Regions from separate parts of the Mus musculus genome. Here region 2 is linked to region 1. Evidence: chromatin loops called from intact Hi-C (ENCODE). Cell type or tissue: left cerebral cortex. All regions are shown on one strand. Links, peaks and the distances in the headings refer to the core of each region. The heading gives the core; the rest is flanking DNA.

The links. A loop is a pair of places that touch in the nucleus more often than their neighbours do. Peaks named below come from ENCODE experiments on the same cell type or tissue, not always from the same donor. Only the 100,000 strongest peaks of a DNase experiment are listed, where the experiment ranks them.
Region 2: a loop joins it to region 1, with 6 times the contacts of the local background. A loop is called at or near these places in 9 of 42 quality-filtered maps.

The regions. Positions count from the first base shown.
Region 1 is chrX:103,487,782-103,495,832 of GRCm38, forward strand. Jpx (Jpx transcript, Xist activator (non-protein coding)) reads left to right here and starts at 5,777. Exons shown (of 3, transcript NR_015508.3): 1 at 5,777-5,919. It also overlaps the pseudogene Rps12-ps1. In left cerebral cortex, for the core only: no CTCF peak of the experiment used is centred there; DNase peaks (open chromatin) are centred at 4,874, 5,299, 5,726, 5,975 and 1 more place; H3K4me3 peaks cover 2,006 bases; H3K27ac peaks cover 2,200 bases.
Region 2 is chrX:103,559,700-103,567,750 of GRCm38, forward strand. Ftx (Ftx transcript, Xist regulator (non-protein coding)) reads right to left here. Exons shown (of 11, transcript NR_028381.1): 10 at 4,831-4,873; 11 at 1,211-4,268. Among named protein-coding and RNA genes, the nearest start is that of Mir421, 9.3 kb to the right of the region's middle. In left cerebral cortex, for the core only: no CTCF peak of the experiment used is centred there; DNase peaks (open chromatin) are centred at 4,162, 5,847 and 6,617; H3K27ac peaks cover 3,139 bases.

The DNA of each region.
Region 1 (8,051 bases), core at 2,037-7,036:
CTAGCCTTGAACTTATGGTGAACTTCCTGCCTACAAAGTGTTGTGCTTACAAGCATGTGCTACCGGTCACAGATATAAGTGATAAGTATAAGTGTTTTATTATATATAAATAAGTAAATAAATACATAGATTCTATATCTGTTCTTCCACTTGCCACATCAGTTTTTCCCCTCTCAGCTCATACTCCGGATTACATACTCCGGTGTTATAGTCTTGGCACAGGAGCAGGCAATGCAAGTTGATGGTCACAATTATGCAACCTGAGGAATCCTCAGAACCGCAGAGTTCTCTCTAGTTATATATTGTTGTGATTCTTGATTTATATTACAGAAAACTTAAGAATGCTTATTGAATAAGATGAAGGAAAGATATGAGTGGGTATTGGGAGGGGCATGGACTGAAGTCCAGCAGTAGTAGCTATATACCTGATTTGTTTTTTTTTAAGTTTCTGTTATTTAAAGGAAGTATTTTATAACCAAGGTTGAGAGAGCAAAGAAAACATTTGTTCATCTTCCCACTCTACCCTTGCCTTTTCCATTTTTGTGTGTATATGCATTTTGTCCATAGATGTGGATACACATGTATATAGGTTCATATGTATATGTGTGTGAATATATAGGCCTAAGTTTAATGTCTTCAATCATTTTTCTACCTTGTTTACTGAGGCAAGATCTTAGCCAAACCGAGAGCTCACTGATATGGCACGTCTTGTTAGGCAACTTGCTCTGGGGATCCCTGTTTGAGCCTTTCATAGCTGCAATTATAGGAGGGCTTCACATGGGTTCACGCCTTGGGGACTTGAACTCTGGTCCTCATGCTTTTATGGCAAATACTTAACCTCTGAGCCATCTCTTTAGATCCCCATTACATCATTGAAAAGTATTGAGTTTTTAAGGTTTATTTCTGACTTTAGTTATGTATATGGTCTGTGTGTGCCCTCAAAGACCAGAAGAGAGCAGCAAAGCCCCTGGAGCGGAAGTTATAGGTGGTTGTCAACTGCCTGATAGTGCTGAGAATCAAACTTGGATTTTCTGAAAGAGTAGCAAATGTTTGTAAGCATCGAGGTATGTCTCTAGTCCCAGGTTTGTTTGTTTGTTTTATTTAAATGACGTTACTGAGGGTACTGGTGAGGTTGCAATATGAATAAAAGAGATGTGATTAAGATAAACCCATGGAATGTGAGCAGTGGAGGTGCACACCTTTAATCCCAGCACTTGGGAGTTAGAGGCAGATGGATCTCTGAGTTTGAGACCAGCATAGTCTACCGAGGCAGTTCCAGTATAGCCAAGGCCACAGAGAAACCCTGCCTTGAAAACAAACACAAACAAACAGAAAGAGTAGATAATAATACATTTGGGGGGCTGGAGAGATGGCTCAACAGTTAAGAGGATTCGCTGCTTTTCCAGACGATCCAGGTTCAGTTTTCTTTAAAGAATAGGCCACTGGCAGTTTGACCTCACGAGCTAATAATGTTTTATATAACATGGAGTAACTTAGAGTAGCATAACCTGATGACAAAGGTGGTCAAGTGGTAAGAGCCATAGAAGGGTTCAACGACCCTGCCCCTATCGCTGGAGTATTGAGATTTAAACTAAAAATAGGAGAGACATTTCAATAGAGAACAAGGAGTACCCATAATAAGTAATTTTCGCTTTTTTCCCCTGCCGCCACCAATTTGCGCGGAGGCAGAAGCTCAGGTGCGTTCAAGATTCGGCGTCACCCATAATCCACCGCCATGGCCGAGGAAGGCATAGCTGCTGGAGGTGTAATGGACGTCAACACTGCTCTACAAGAGGTGCTCAAGACCGCCCTCATCCAGGATGGCCTAGCACGTGGCATACTCGAAGCTGCCAAAGCCTTAGTTAGACAAGCGCCAAGCCCATCTCTGTGTGCTCGCATCCAACTGTGATGAGCCCATGTATGTCAAGCTGGTGGAGGCACTTTGTGCTGAGCACCAAATCAACCTGATAAAGGTTGATGACAACAAGAAACTAGGGGAATGGGTAGGCCTCTGTAGAATCGATCGAGAGGGGAAACCACGGAAGGTGGTCGGTTGCTGTTGCGTAGTGGTTAAGGACTATGGCAAAGAATCTTAGGCCAAGGATGATATCGAGGAATACTCCAAATTCAATAAATAAATAAATTGTAGCTCATTATGAAAAAAAAGTAATTTTCTTCGAGGTGTAGCCTGACTAATTATTGTGTCTTGTGGTACTGCAAGATAGCCCAGAGAAACCCTCATCTTGACTGGCCATGGTAGCACATGCCTATAATCCCAGCAGAAGAATTGCTTTGAGCTTGAGACCATACTATGTCTTGAGAGAGTTCTTGTTTTTTTAAAGGGTGGCTCATGTTTGAAGCATAAGCTGATTACTTTTGCCTTGCATCATGGATAACTGCCCTCATATGGAAGAAGGTCTGTCCTGGGAGGTTTTGCTCTTGGAGTTCAACATGACTAAGGATGAATGAAATAATTTAGGAAGACACTCCTTCTGTTATTAATATGCCTATGCACAGTCAAGCAGGAGTTTGAAATGAACGGAAAGACAGACTCAAAATGAAGGCAGAGACTCAAGTCTTTAATCCTGTGGTTGGTTACCTTGTGAAGCCAAGTAGGCCATCAATACCTTTAGCAAAAGCACTTTCTGAAAACCTGTTCTAACAGGACATAAATTTCTAACAACAGTGCAACTTAAATTGTAAGAAAACACAGGACTGTTTCAAAGACTGATAGCATGTTGTTTCCTATGTTTCATATACAGCCTCATGGTTTGCTTTGGCTTTGCTCTCCACCCCTCTTTCACGTGGTCTCATGTAATTCAGGCTGATCTGGAACTTACTGTGTTGCTGAAGATGAGCTGAACTCCTGATGCTCCTTCCTAACTCTCTCAAATTCTGGAATTTTAGGCAAGCACCACTTTGCTCAGCTTTTCTTTGATTTTCATTTAGAATATTAAAGAATAGTTTTATTTAATCCCACCATTCAGTAGGCAGAGTCAGGAGGATTTCTGATTCCCAGTCTGGTCTACAGAGCAAGCTTCAGGACAGCCAGGGCTACACAGAGAAACTCTATCTTGAGATACCAATAAAGAAAGAAAGAAAAACATTTTTCTTGGGGCTGGCAATATGGCTCAGTGGTAGAGCAATGGCTTAGCATGTAATTAGAAAATCATGGATTCAGTCCTTAGTAACACACACACACACACACACACACACACACACACACACACACACACACGGGCTGAGTCTTGACTGCAAGATGGCTCAGCTGATAAGGAGCTTACCTCAAAGCCTGGCAGACACCCTGAGCTCCATCCTTGGAAACTATGTGGTGGACACATCCATATATTCTCTCTCTCTCTCTCTCTCTCTCTCTCTCTCTCTCTCTCTCTCTCTCTCTCCCTTCTTCTACCCCGCCTTGGTCTTTCTCAAACACAAAAATAAATAAATGTAAAATATTGTAAGAAGTTATAGGTCATTTATATAAAGAAAATTAAAGGAAATTAAGGAAATACTTTTAGATGAGAATAGAGTATAAGGTTTTTATCCTAAAACTAAAAGATTGTTCCCATATGGACAAAAAGGGGTGATGAGGGAAAAAACCAGAAAGTTTTAGTCTATTGCCAAAGGCCTGAGTATGTCACAAGAAGTTTGTAGAAGATAAAGTGAGGCCCGGGGAAGGAAGGAGAATTGGGAATTTACAGTCATTCTCTGCTACGTAATAAGTCGAGGCCAGCCTGGAATAACGGGGGCCCTGTCTCAAAAACAGAAGAGCAACAACGATATGCATGCCTGAAAAGCCAAATCTTTAAAAATTAGCTAGAGTCACACTTTCCTAGGTACTTCTTTCAACAGTTTTGCCACAGACATTAGAATGAAGTTGGAAATGCAGACAGTTGGGCTCCCAGATACCCTGAATCAACTTTTATATTTGACTTTTGTTTTTTTTAAGTTTATAAAAACTTTTTTTTTTTTAGAATTTTTATGTGTGTGAGTGTTTTGCCTGCATATAGGTCTGTGTACCACACTCGAGCATGGTGTCAGAGGAGGTGAGAAGCCTCATGCAGCTGCTAGGCATTGAACCCCAGTCCTTTGTGAGAATATTAAGTACTCTTACACACCAAGCCAACTCTCCAGCCCTGCTTTTGGGGTGTTCAACAACAAAGATAAGTAGAAACCAAATACGCACCCAGAGAAAAATCACATATATACAAAAAGCCAGAAATTTGAGAGGCAATGTGTGTGTGTGTGTGTGTGTGTGTGTGTGTGTGTAGTGGCGAGGAATAACATAGGAGGAATTGGAGAAGGGAATGGGGGAGAATATGTAATTATATTTAGATTAATTTTATTTTTTAGTATAGAATAGAGTTTATTCAGGGCATGGGGAGGGGAGTTAAGAGGGTAGCAGAGGCAGGGAAAGGCAGAGAGAGAGAAAGAGAGAGTAGAGAACTAGAGGCTGGCCATGAGCACATGGAGAGAGGGGGAAGGGAATCTAGATTAAAAATTTAAATGGGGGGGGCAATAAAGTGGTTATAGTCACAGGAGCATATCAAATTGATTGTCTTGGCCATGGGTGTGTGTGTGTGTGTGTGTGTGTGTGTGTAATAATTTTCACAAACTTGCCATCTCAGAGAAACTCTAGGAGGAAGAAAGGATTCCAAACAGGCAAATTCTGGCTACAGCTGAGGAGAGCTCGCACAGGAAAGAACTGCCTGTAATGGAATGAAAAGAAGCCAGGGCTTTGCTGTCTTGGGAAAGAGGGAAACCAGTGTAAGGGAAAATGTGCTACCTTCTGGAGAGAGGACAGCCCTCGGCTCCATGACAGCTGTCCCAGGTTGCCTTAGCAAAGCCTTCCTCAAGCAGATATTCACTGAGGCCCCTTCGGCAACTTTCCAACATGGTTTTACTTAAATACACACACACACATGCATTTACTTCGTGTGTGTGTGTGTGTGTGTGTGTGTGTGTGTGTGTGTGTATACATGTTTGCCTGTGTAGAGAGATCTGTGTAGAGAGAAGTATGTGCCGGGGACTGAACCTGCATCCTTTGCTAGAGCATTAAGCACTGTTAACCACTGAGCACTCGCTTCTGCCCCTGTGCCTCGTGGTGCAATAGGTAAAATGAGAACTTTTTTCTTTCTTTTTTAAATGGAAGTGTAGTTCTCTGCCTTTATTGATAACCCAAGATCCTTTTCTAATTTGTGTGGTAACCAGTATTGGTGTGAACATCCAAAAGCCAAAGGAGTTATTGTCAGCTTCGGCCCTGTGAGGTGTCCAATAGGAATAGGACAAGGTATAATTCTGTCTTTATCAAAAACTAGGGGACATACCCAGGCCTGTGGTTTACTTTGCCACCTAGCCTCTGTGACATGTAGATTGCAGTTATAGCAGCTACAGCAATGCTGGCAGCTAAAAACACAGAAGGGGCTCCGAAAGAGATCTCGGGAGCAAAACACAAGCTGGTCTTCTATAGAAACAAAAAAGAAAAAGGAATTTCGGTGGGGGTAGGGGGGGGGTGGGGGGTGGGGGGTGGGGGGTGAGGGGGTGGCAAGAGAACAAATTAAAGACGGGCAAGAAACGCGGGAGCACGTGAAAGATGCTAACAGAGGCAGCCGGGAGAGGAACCGCAAGCGCTCAGTCATCTGCGGAAGCGACCGCGGACAGTCCCGGTCACGTTGCTGGAGCAGCCATTTAGGGACAGCCTGACAGCGCGGCGCCGCGCGGCACAGGGACTGTTCGGCTGTGACGCATGCTCTCCGCCCGCCCGACCCCCCCCCCCCCCCACGGCACCACCAGGCTTCTGTAACTTATAAAATGGCGGCGTCCACATGTATACGTCCTTCCCGGGATTAGCCAGGCAGCTAGAGGATGACTTAATAAGGAGAGTGGAGAAACTGGCCAATTAATGAACATGCCCTGGTGAGTGCCGGGTCTCGCGCTGTCAGAGAGATGGCCGCCGTAGCGGTCACCACGCCGACCCGCCGCAGCGGTCACCACTCCGACCGCATGGTCTGCCGAGCGGGACGAGTAGTCGGCGGCTGGCACTCCGGATTTCTCCCCTATTCCGCCCACAATAGATGAGTGATCAGTGCCCACATCACCGGACCTCCACGGATGAACCTGTCAGGCTGGGGAGGCTCATTCCTAGGAGAGATCGTGTTTTGAGGTTTCCTTTTGTTTTCCTTTGTCTAATTGGGGTTTGACGGATAGTGAGTGTCTCCAAAATGGAGTGTTTATTCTAGCTCCCCAGAGGCCTCGAAAAACGGCCTCAGTTCTTTCTCATCAACACTTAGTAGTTGATAAAACTAGCTTATTGGTAACATTAATTATGGTATAATAACGCTTTTTGCCCTATGCCCTTTTTATGTACTCCAAATGAGGACCAGAGTATGTTACTAAATTTGTGGTCTGGGAGCATCTGTTATAATAGGGCCTTATAGGGTGATCTGTGTTCTTTTGTTAGATGCTTACTTGGTCAAAAAGACATTTCAGTACCTTAGCTAGGCATTGCTGAATAAAGTATGAATTGTTGCAACCATTTGGAAGCATTGATGTAGCTATATTTAGAAAAATAAAAATATATATGGAGTACCAAGTTCCAATATCTGGAACTCAGTAGTCTGACTTTCACGGCTCAATCCTTCAGAAAGAGAAGCATCAGTATATAAATAAGGATACCTAAAAGAGGATGTCTATGCAGCTCTTTTCTTGTGGCAAGTGATAAGAAACAACCTGTGTATCCATTAATAGGAGGATGTTTTAAAAGTCTGTATATTTTGGCTCTTTGGTGTAAAAGATGATATGATAGCTTGTTACATTAAAAACAAGTTGTAGGATAATATGATCTCATTTTTTTCATATATGTATGAGGGTGACAAAGGAATGTTTGCTATTTTTAAAACATTTCGGCAGCTTTATATATTATGACCTATTTAACACAAATGCAAACACAGAGAATAAAATGAAACCCTAATATTAGAGTTGACGTTTTGCCATATTTCTCCACAGTTGCGGCTCACTCTTTTGTCATCCCGTAGATTAAGCATCATTTTTAGTTTAGTAATTGTGCTTATTTCCCCCTTTCCCCCCAGTATTGGTTGTGGAACCTAGGACACTGTGGTGCTAGACAGTCACACTACCACTGAACTATATCTAGATCTGTTCCCACTTTAAGATTTGCTTCTAATTGTGTGTGTAGGAATGTGCACATGAGTACAGTTATGGAAGCCAGAAGAAGCCATAGAATCCTGTGGAACTCGAGTTACAGGCGGTCGTAAGCCCACTTTTTGAGCCCCTTAATGAAGTCTTCTGTAGTTGAGGCTGTCCACGACCCTCACTACCCATTTCTAGCTGCCAAGCTTTGGGATTACAAGCTTGTACCACCATGCCCAGCTTGTCTCTCTTACTTTATGTGTAATAACCCAGGCTGGTCTTGATTTTTCTGCCTCTGCCTCCCAAATAGCTAGGATTATAAGCTCAGCTTCTCCACTTAATTTTTTTGTGACATGAGGATCTAACATGGCTGGTATCTTGCATGGGAGTTCTCAATATTTTGTAACTCAAGTCCCAGGTGGTCCAAATCCTCTTCTGACCTCCTTGGGTACCAGACACGTGATGCACAAACACAAAATGAAATAAATCTCATTTAAAATTTTAATAAATAAAAACAAAACTAAAAGTAATAATTTCTATTTGCATAGGATCTTACTAAGACCAGAATAGTCCATATTAGCAATTAATCTTTATTAATTATAGATACAGGGCAACTGTTGCCACTGCATAAACAAAGGAAGCTTTGAACAGGGCATTACGCGGGCGGCTACACTATAAGTCACTTTAAATGGTTCTGCATGCAGGCAAAGGAAGTCACATATTTGAATCTTGGGAATGCTATATTCTTTGGGACACTGATGGTACTTTTGAAGAGTAAACAATATAGCGCCCGAGACTCAAATTTAGAATGTTATTTCCACTTGTGTAAAAAACGTTACTGTGCCGATGGATCTTTCTGCACAGCAGTGGTTCAGGACTTTGATTCAGCTACTGAAAGT
Region 2 (8,051 bases), core at 1,851-6,850, 72 kb after region 1:
AGGATAGATTGGCTTCAAAATAGCTATGTAGACAAGAATTATCTTGAATTTCTCTTCTGGCATTCTTGTGTATACCTCTCCGGAGTTCGGAAATTACAGGTGTGTCCCACCACTATCAATTTTATGGGGTTCTGGTTATACGGAGTGGTTATTTTACGCAATGATGCAGATTGAATCTCAGGCATCATATATACTAGAAAAAAGACTACAAACTGAGCAACATAGCTAAGACTGGATCATGATTCCACTCTTTGATACCATTTATGGCAATTTTGTGTCTACTTAATGGACATTGGTACTATATTTACTTCTAAAATTATTATTGGGCAAAGACATATTTTCACTCTTTCTTCCTTTTATTAATCTTGTATCTGTTGACTTTCCTGTGATTCTGATCTCACAAAACTTCTAGAACATTGATTGGACTTCCTAAAGTCCTTTGATATTGTGCTAAAAGTGCTAAAGGAAACTGTAGTCAAGTTTCTTCGTATTTCCTTTTTCATTGTCAGATGCCTTATATAAACCTCACATTAAGCAGTTGTTTCCCAAATCTTCTGGTGATTAATGTTCAGAAAACATCTGGAAGCCAGGCGGTGGTGGCACACGCCTTTAATCCCAGCACTCGGGCAGAGGCAGGTGGATTTCTAAGTTTGAGGTCAGCCTGGTCTACAGAGTGAGTTCCAGGACAGCCAGGGCTACACAGAGAAACCCTGTCTCGAAAAACAAACAAAACAAAACAAAAAAAACAAAAAAAAAAAAAAAAAAAAAAGAAGAAGAAGAAGAAGAAAAAGAAAAAAAGAGAGGACTACATTTAAGTTTTGGCTAAATGGATTACGCATTAGTGAAGGAATACGTGTTCTGACTGCACTGAGCTGGTAGCTGGGAACATTGAAGAACATCAGCTATGAAATCTTTGTGGCTTTGACAGAGATTGAAGCTAAGGTAGCTCTAGAAAATGATGGTCAGTTCTAATTCACTGGTATCAAAAAATATTTCAACTCTTACAACCTCATGGGTAGGATGGAACGTGTATTGCTTTTCTTGGTCTGATACTTCAAGTTCAGTTCTATGTCACACCTGACACTGATCCCTGTACCTAATTGGTAGAAAAAGAGCAGACCCCTACAAGCTCTTCTCTAATCCTGTCATGTATTCTATGCTGTGTCCCCAATCTCATAATAAATGAAAACATGGCAAAAAAAAATTAACCAAAGAATAAGACAGCATGATATTTAGGGGGGAAAAATTACAAAAAACCAGAAAACAAAAATTCCACAAACCAAACCCCAAATCAATAGCATTCCTCACAGGACAGGAAGAAACCATCATAATACTCGTGAGGAAGTAAAGTCAGTCTGTTAAAGAGACATCTGGCTGGGAGGTGTTAGTGCAGACCTTTAATCTCAGCGCAAAAGTAGGCAGATCTCTGTGAGATCAAGGCCAGTCTGATGCTTAAATTCCAGGGCAGCCAAGGACACACAGTGAAACCCTGTCTCAAAAAACAAACAAACACATAAACAAACCACCAGCATTCTCTTCTTCATTATAGGATCATCACAGTAATGAAAAACAAACAAACAAAAAAACCTCTTTTGGGACTGGAGACATGACTTAGCAGTTAAAATCAATAGTGGTTACTCTTCAGAAGATCAAGTTTAGAACACAGGGTCCCCAATGGAGGAGCTAGAGCAAGTACCCAAGGAGCTGAAGGGGTCTGCAACCCTATAGGTGGAATAACATTATGAACTAACCAGTACCCCAGAGCTTGTGTCTCTAGTTGCATATGTAGAAGATGGCCTAGTCGGCCATCATTGGGAAGAGAGGCTCCTTGGTCTTGCAAACTTTATATGCCCCAGTACAGGGAACACCGGGGCCAAGTAGTGGGAGTGGGTAGGTAGGGGAGTGAGGGGGGGGGGTAATGGGGGACTTTTCAGATAGCATTTTAAATGTAAGTGAAGAAATTTAAATTTAAAAAAGAAGAAGATCAAGTTTAATTCTCAGCACCATGTGACAACTCACAACCATCTGTAATTCAAGTTCTAGAGAATGTGATGGACTCCTTTGGTACCAGTACTGTACACAATACAATAAATGCATGCAAAAGAAAACCAAACAAACCTAGTGTGTGGTGGTTCGTGTCTACATTTCAGCATTTGGGAGATGAGTACAGAAATATTACACACTTAGGCTTATCCTCACATAAAGATAGCAAGTTCAAATACATCAAAACAAACAAACAAATGACCATACCAAACAAACAGACAAACAAACAAACGAGCAGGGAAAAACAAATCTTAAGAATAAAATAAATGCTGTTGGGCAGTGGAGGGATATAATCCCAGAACATGGGAGGCAGAGGCAGTGAGATATTTGAGAGTTTGAGGCCAGCCTAGTCTACAGAGAGTTCCAGTATAGCCGTGGAGAAACCCTGGTTTGAAAAATGAACAAGAATAACAACAAAAGCTACAGATCAAAAATATTGCAACAAAATGAAAATTGCCTTTCCTAAGCTTATTAGCAGACTGAACCAAGCCAAAGAATCCCTGACAGTGATAATATATTAGAAACTTTCTAAGAGATAAATTTCAGCGAGATAGTTTAGCAGGTAACAGCACTTGCTGCTTAATAATGTGGATCAGAGTTTAGATTCTGCTACCTGTATCAGGTGGCTGACAAATGCTTGTACCTCCTTCGTCAAGGAGTTGAAGTCCTTTTCTAGTTTCCTTGGGTACATGCACGCGCGCATGCACGCGCACACACACACAGGGTGGGGGGAAGAGAGAGAGAGAGAGAAGAACATCATATAACTGGGACAACTAGAGAATATACACATGTATAATGAGATCACTAGAGAGGACTGAAAAAAAAAAGGAAATATTTGAGTAAGCCGGGCAGTGGTGGCACATGACTTTAATTCCAGCACTTGGGAGGCAGAGGCAGGCGGATTTCTGAGTTCAAGGACAGCCTGATCTACCGGGTGAGTTACAGGACAGCCAGAGCTATACAGAGAAACCCTGTCTCAAAAAAAAAAAAGAAAAGAAAAGAAAAGAAAAGAAGGAAGGAAGGAAGAAAGAAAGAAAGAAAGAAAGAAAGATTTGAAACACAAGGGCCTAAGATAATCGCTCAATTCATATCAGAACCAGGAGCCTAGAGAACCTGGCATGGTTTAAAAAAGATTCAAAATACAAAATGAAGTAGTAAATAAAAACATTCATCATATTCAAATTACAGAAGGCCAAAGAAAAATCTTGAAAGAATCTTGGCTGGGGCTAGAGGACAGCTACAGAGGAGCTTCGCCTTAGCAAGCATTTCAGCAAAGACAACACGGAGAGGGATGCTAAGTGCTCAAAGGTGAGAAGAAGTGACAGGAGCAAGCTGACGGGTGTAGTAGTGAGCTAGCCTTTATCCATCCTTCACAGAACAACTTAACAACCACACATTCTAAAAGCAAGTTGTGTTTATAGAGAGGAGTGCAATACCAAGGACCTGTACACAGGATTCCTGTGTAGCCTTGGCTGTCCTGGAACTCACTGTGAAGACCAGGCTGGCCTTGAGCTCGGAGAGATCCTCCTGCCTCTGTCTCCTGAGTGCTAGGATTAAAGGTGAGCTACCATGTAATGCATGGCTTTGCATCTGCACAGACATTTATATGGAGCAGAGAAGCAGTTTCACTTTCCTGACACCGTCAAGTTCCTCACACTGGTGCAACTGGATAGAGAGAAATTCTGGGGGCTTGATATGTGTCCTAGGAGGAATGAAGAATCAAAGCATTCACCAATCATCTCCAGCCCTTTGAGGTAGTGCCTGATGAACATTCTTCAATGACACTTCACTCCCAGTGTTAGGAGTATAATGGATGATGAAAGCCAGATCATGAGGACAATGAAGAGCACAGGGGAGGAATGGGGCTCTCAGCAGCCAAGGCTGTACTAAGCCAGGAGTGCACACTGTTTAGCTGACAGTCAAGGAAGGCATAGAGAGTGCATATCTTCAGCTGATCCAAATTTATCTCACTGAACAGCAGCTGACATGGTCTCCCAGGAGACCATGAAGATCTAAGTGTTAGTACTGAGCTCAGCAAAGAGAGCAATTTTCAGTCTACAGTGCAAGGCTTGGCAGTCAGCCAGGCTTTCAGCGACTGGCAAGGCTCTCCCAAAGGCTCTGCAGTGTTGCTCTCTGCAGATGGTGTGAAGCTGCACAGTGGGCAACTGTCTTAGCGGCATGGTTCAGGCAGCAGGAGGCCACACACGATTCTGACACTGTGCCATCTGGAGGAAGAGAATGAGAGAAACTTGCGTCATCATCTTTTCATCGCAGTGCAGCGACCTGGCACAAAACACCTAGAAAGGGAATGTGCGATTGGCAAATGACAAGATTACATTTTCCCACAGTGGAAAGGCGTGAAGGACATGGACACACACACACACACACACACAACACACAGGCAAAGCTTGACACATTTCAGAAAATCTTTAAAATTTTCTGTTTTCTGTGTTTGCATATGTTAGTGTAATATGCATGTGCACCACATTTGTATAGGTGAATGTAAAAGTCAAAAGCTGCATCAAGTTACTTGACTGTGGAGTTACAGATGGTTGGGAGCCATCTTGTGGGTCCATTACAGCTCCTATTCCTAGAAATCGTTTTTTAAGGCTTTTAATTCTTTTTTCCTGCGCCAAAAAATATCTGTAAAGATTGCAAGAGGAGGCTCCTTCTCCAAATGGACAGTTGCCCATGCAGGGCTACAAGAACAAAGTCAGGAAAAACATGAAACTATCAGTCACAAAATAAACTCCCAGAACCCTTAGAATATGCAGGTTTGTGCATTACCTGTGAAGAATTCAGAATAGCCATCTTTAAAAAGCTCAGCCAGCTGCAGGAAGACAGAGAAAATAATGAAATCAAGAAAACAATACTTGACTCTATGATGGGGAGCCCCCACCCAGATGATCAGTCAGACACAGTTCATAGCCAATAGAATGTCTTTATATCAAGTTGGCTGGCAGCACACGTAGGAATTTGGATTTTGAGTGAATGTTCACAGCACAGGGTTTCCGAAGGCAACGTCCACATCATAGCCCCTTGCTATGCAGCAAGGGGGGTTCACAGAAGCAATTAATTAATGGAACCTAAAACAAACATTTTCCCTACAGTAAGTTAACAGAGGGAAAATTAGCTAGGGCATCTAGAGCGTGCCTTGTCATAAATCAAATGAAAAGTTCAAAAATCAGAACAGCAAATGAATTATGACAATGTTAACTCAACAGGAAACCTTCAACAGTACGCTTGGTCATTTGACTTGAAGTTCAGTTGAAATTATACCGTCAGAGAAGAAAGAAGAACAAGAAAACAAAACCTAACAACAACAAAAAACCTGGAATATGAATGTAGCTCTGTGGAGACCAGGGAAGGCCTTAAGTGAAGTTCCAAGTTCATGTGCACTGCTGGCACTGAAGGTTGCCACCAAAACAGCAGATCAATGACCACAGCCTCAGACCCATGGAGAAATGACAGAGCCTTCTCCTTAGGGACACTTCCAGCGTGTGGAGAAAATGTGGACCTCTACAGAGAATGCTCCTATTGAGATTACGAAAATGCAGCCTGGGAGTCCACAATATATTTGGACTGTCAGAACATAGAACCCGAAGCTACCAAATGACGTTGCTATGACTATAGTGGAACATGTTTCCTTAGTGTATTCTGGGGCATCTTTTGGATATATGCCCAGTAGCTGGGACTTCAGGTGGAACTATTTTCACTTTTCTGAGGAACCACCAGACAGATTTTCCAGAGTGGCTGCACAAATTTACAATCTCACCAGCAACGGAGCAGTGTTCCCCTTTCTCCACATCCTCAACAGCATGTACTGTCACTCGAGTTTTTGATCTTAGCCATTCTGATTTGCATTTCTGTGGTGACTAAGCATGTTGAACATTTAAGTTCTCAGCCATCTGGGCTTTCTCTCTCATTAAAAAAATAACTTTTATCTGCATTTATTTTGTGCTGAATTTATTCCTATGAATTTCTGCTTTTCAGTGAGGATTTTCTCATTGTGGCAGGGCAATCTCATGCATTGGTGAATCTGCAATGAACTCTGTAAGGTTGTCTGAGCATCTTAGGAGCTTTGTTCACAGGCTGTGTTCAATGACTAGAGAATCCACACCTAGACCCTTATGTCCAGCATTAATATCTGCATTTTTAAGCATGTACACCAGGGTGGAGAGATTCTGGGGGCAGGGAGTTCTTGGGACCCTAAGACAGGACATGTGTTAGAAGTTTACGTTCAAGTGAGCTACATAGTGAATTTCAGGGTAGCCCAGGGTTAAAAACCAATAACAACAACAACAACTAAAACAGAGAGAAACAACGAGAAACAAGTGAATCTTAGAAAAAAATAAAAGTAAAGTTTTATTGACAATTATATTAAATATAACTATTTGAGGGTATATATATGCTGAAGATGTGGGAATCAAAAAAGATACTTGATATAAATGGTAAATACAAGCAAGGAGATATGCTAAGTCATATCTTCTAAGAAGAAGCCAATCAGGATGTAGTAAATGCCTGTGCTCCCAAGAAGATGTAAGCACACAAAGCAAGTAGATGTCACTTTCAACAGTGCATAGGGCAGAGGCAGGAAATTAGCAAGGAAATACCGAAAGAAAAAATGCAAGTGCAAATGAACTGAAAGCATCCAGAACATTCCATCACTAAAACAACATACACCTTATCAAGCACATACAAAAATTGCTGCAGCTCGAATTCAAGGCCACCCACAGCCACGACAAATTTAGAAAGATTGAAATAATTTAAAGTAATACCTCTGACCTTAAAGTGATGAAATAAGAAATCATAACAGGAAGGTGTTTGGAAATTTTACAAATACAAGGAAATGACACAACATACCCCTGAACAATCAGTGGGTCACAGAAGCAATCAAAAGGGAAGCAAAAACTATCTGGAGACAAATCAAAATGTAAACACAACACATTTCAGGCTTTGAAACAAAGGGAAGGGGATTCTAAAAGGGAAGCTTATAGCAATAAACTACAACATCAAAAAAGAATGCTAAAGCAAACTGTATACCTCATGGAATTGGACAAAGGAACAAATTATGTCCAAATCTACTAGTTAATGGGAAATAATAAATGTAGAACATAAATACATTATTTCCCTTTGACCACCAAAATTGTTTTTTCACCTATGACTGAAATTTGCAATTCTCGGGGTACACACCCACACCCACACCACAGAGACACAGACAAACACACTCACACACCCAAAGTTTTTAAGAACAGGTGACATATATTCAAGGCTTCAACTGGCTATGAACTTGAGAACGACTCTGAACTGCTATTCTTTCTAGTGTTCTTCTCAGAGTGCTGGGGATACAGGTTTGTACAATGATGACACATCATTGAATGCTAGACAACCACTCATCCAGGGTATGTCTTCCAAATGAAGAAAAGCTCAGGACCACATAATACTCACTGCTGAATTCTACCATATAACAGAAAGGACTTCATCCAAGCACATTCTGTGAATATGCAAAATATTTTGTCCTTGATTAACATAAATCCTCAATAAAATACTTGCAAACTAAATTCAAGAACACAATGAAAAGACAACAGAGCATAGTAAACTGGTTTCATTTAAAAGATGGTTTCATAATACAAAAAAATGAAATATTTTACATACACAGAATCAAGGTCAGAAATCACATGATCATCTTAATAGATGCTGACAATGCTTTAAGAAGAATATTATCTGAGTATAAGTGCTATACTCAATGCAGAGACAACACAATGATGAATGGTGTCTACCTGAAACTTTTCTCAGCAATGAGGAATGACATAGGGCTGCCCCGCCCTCATATTATTTAGTCAATATAGTTTTGAATTCTTAGCTACAGAAATGAGGCACAAACCATTGCCACCTGCAGCTTCTCTGTAAGTAATATTAAACATTCATGCTTGCCCTCTTGCTCTCTCTCCTAGTGCTCATGGACGGCCTCTACTTCTTCCCCACCCCCCGTCCCCCGTCTCTCACTC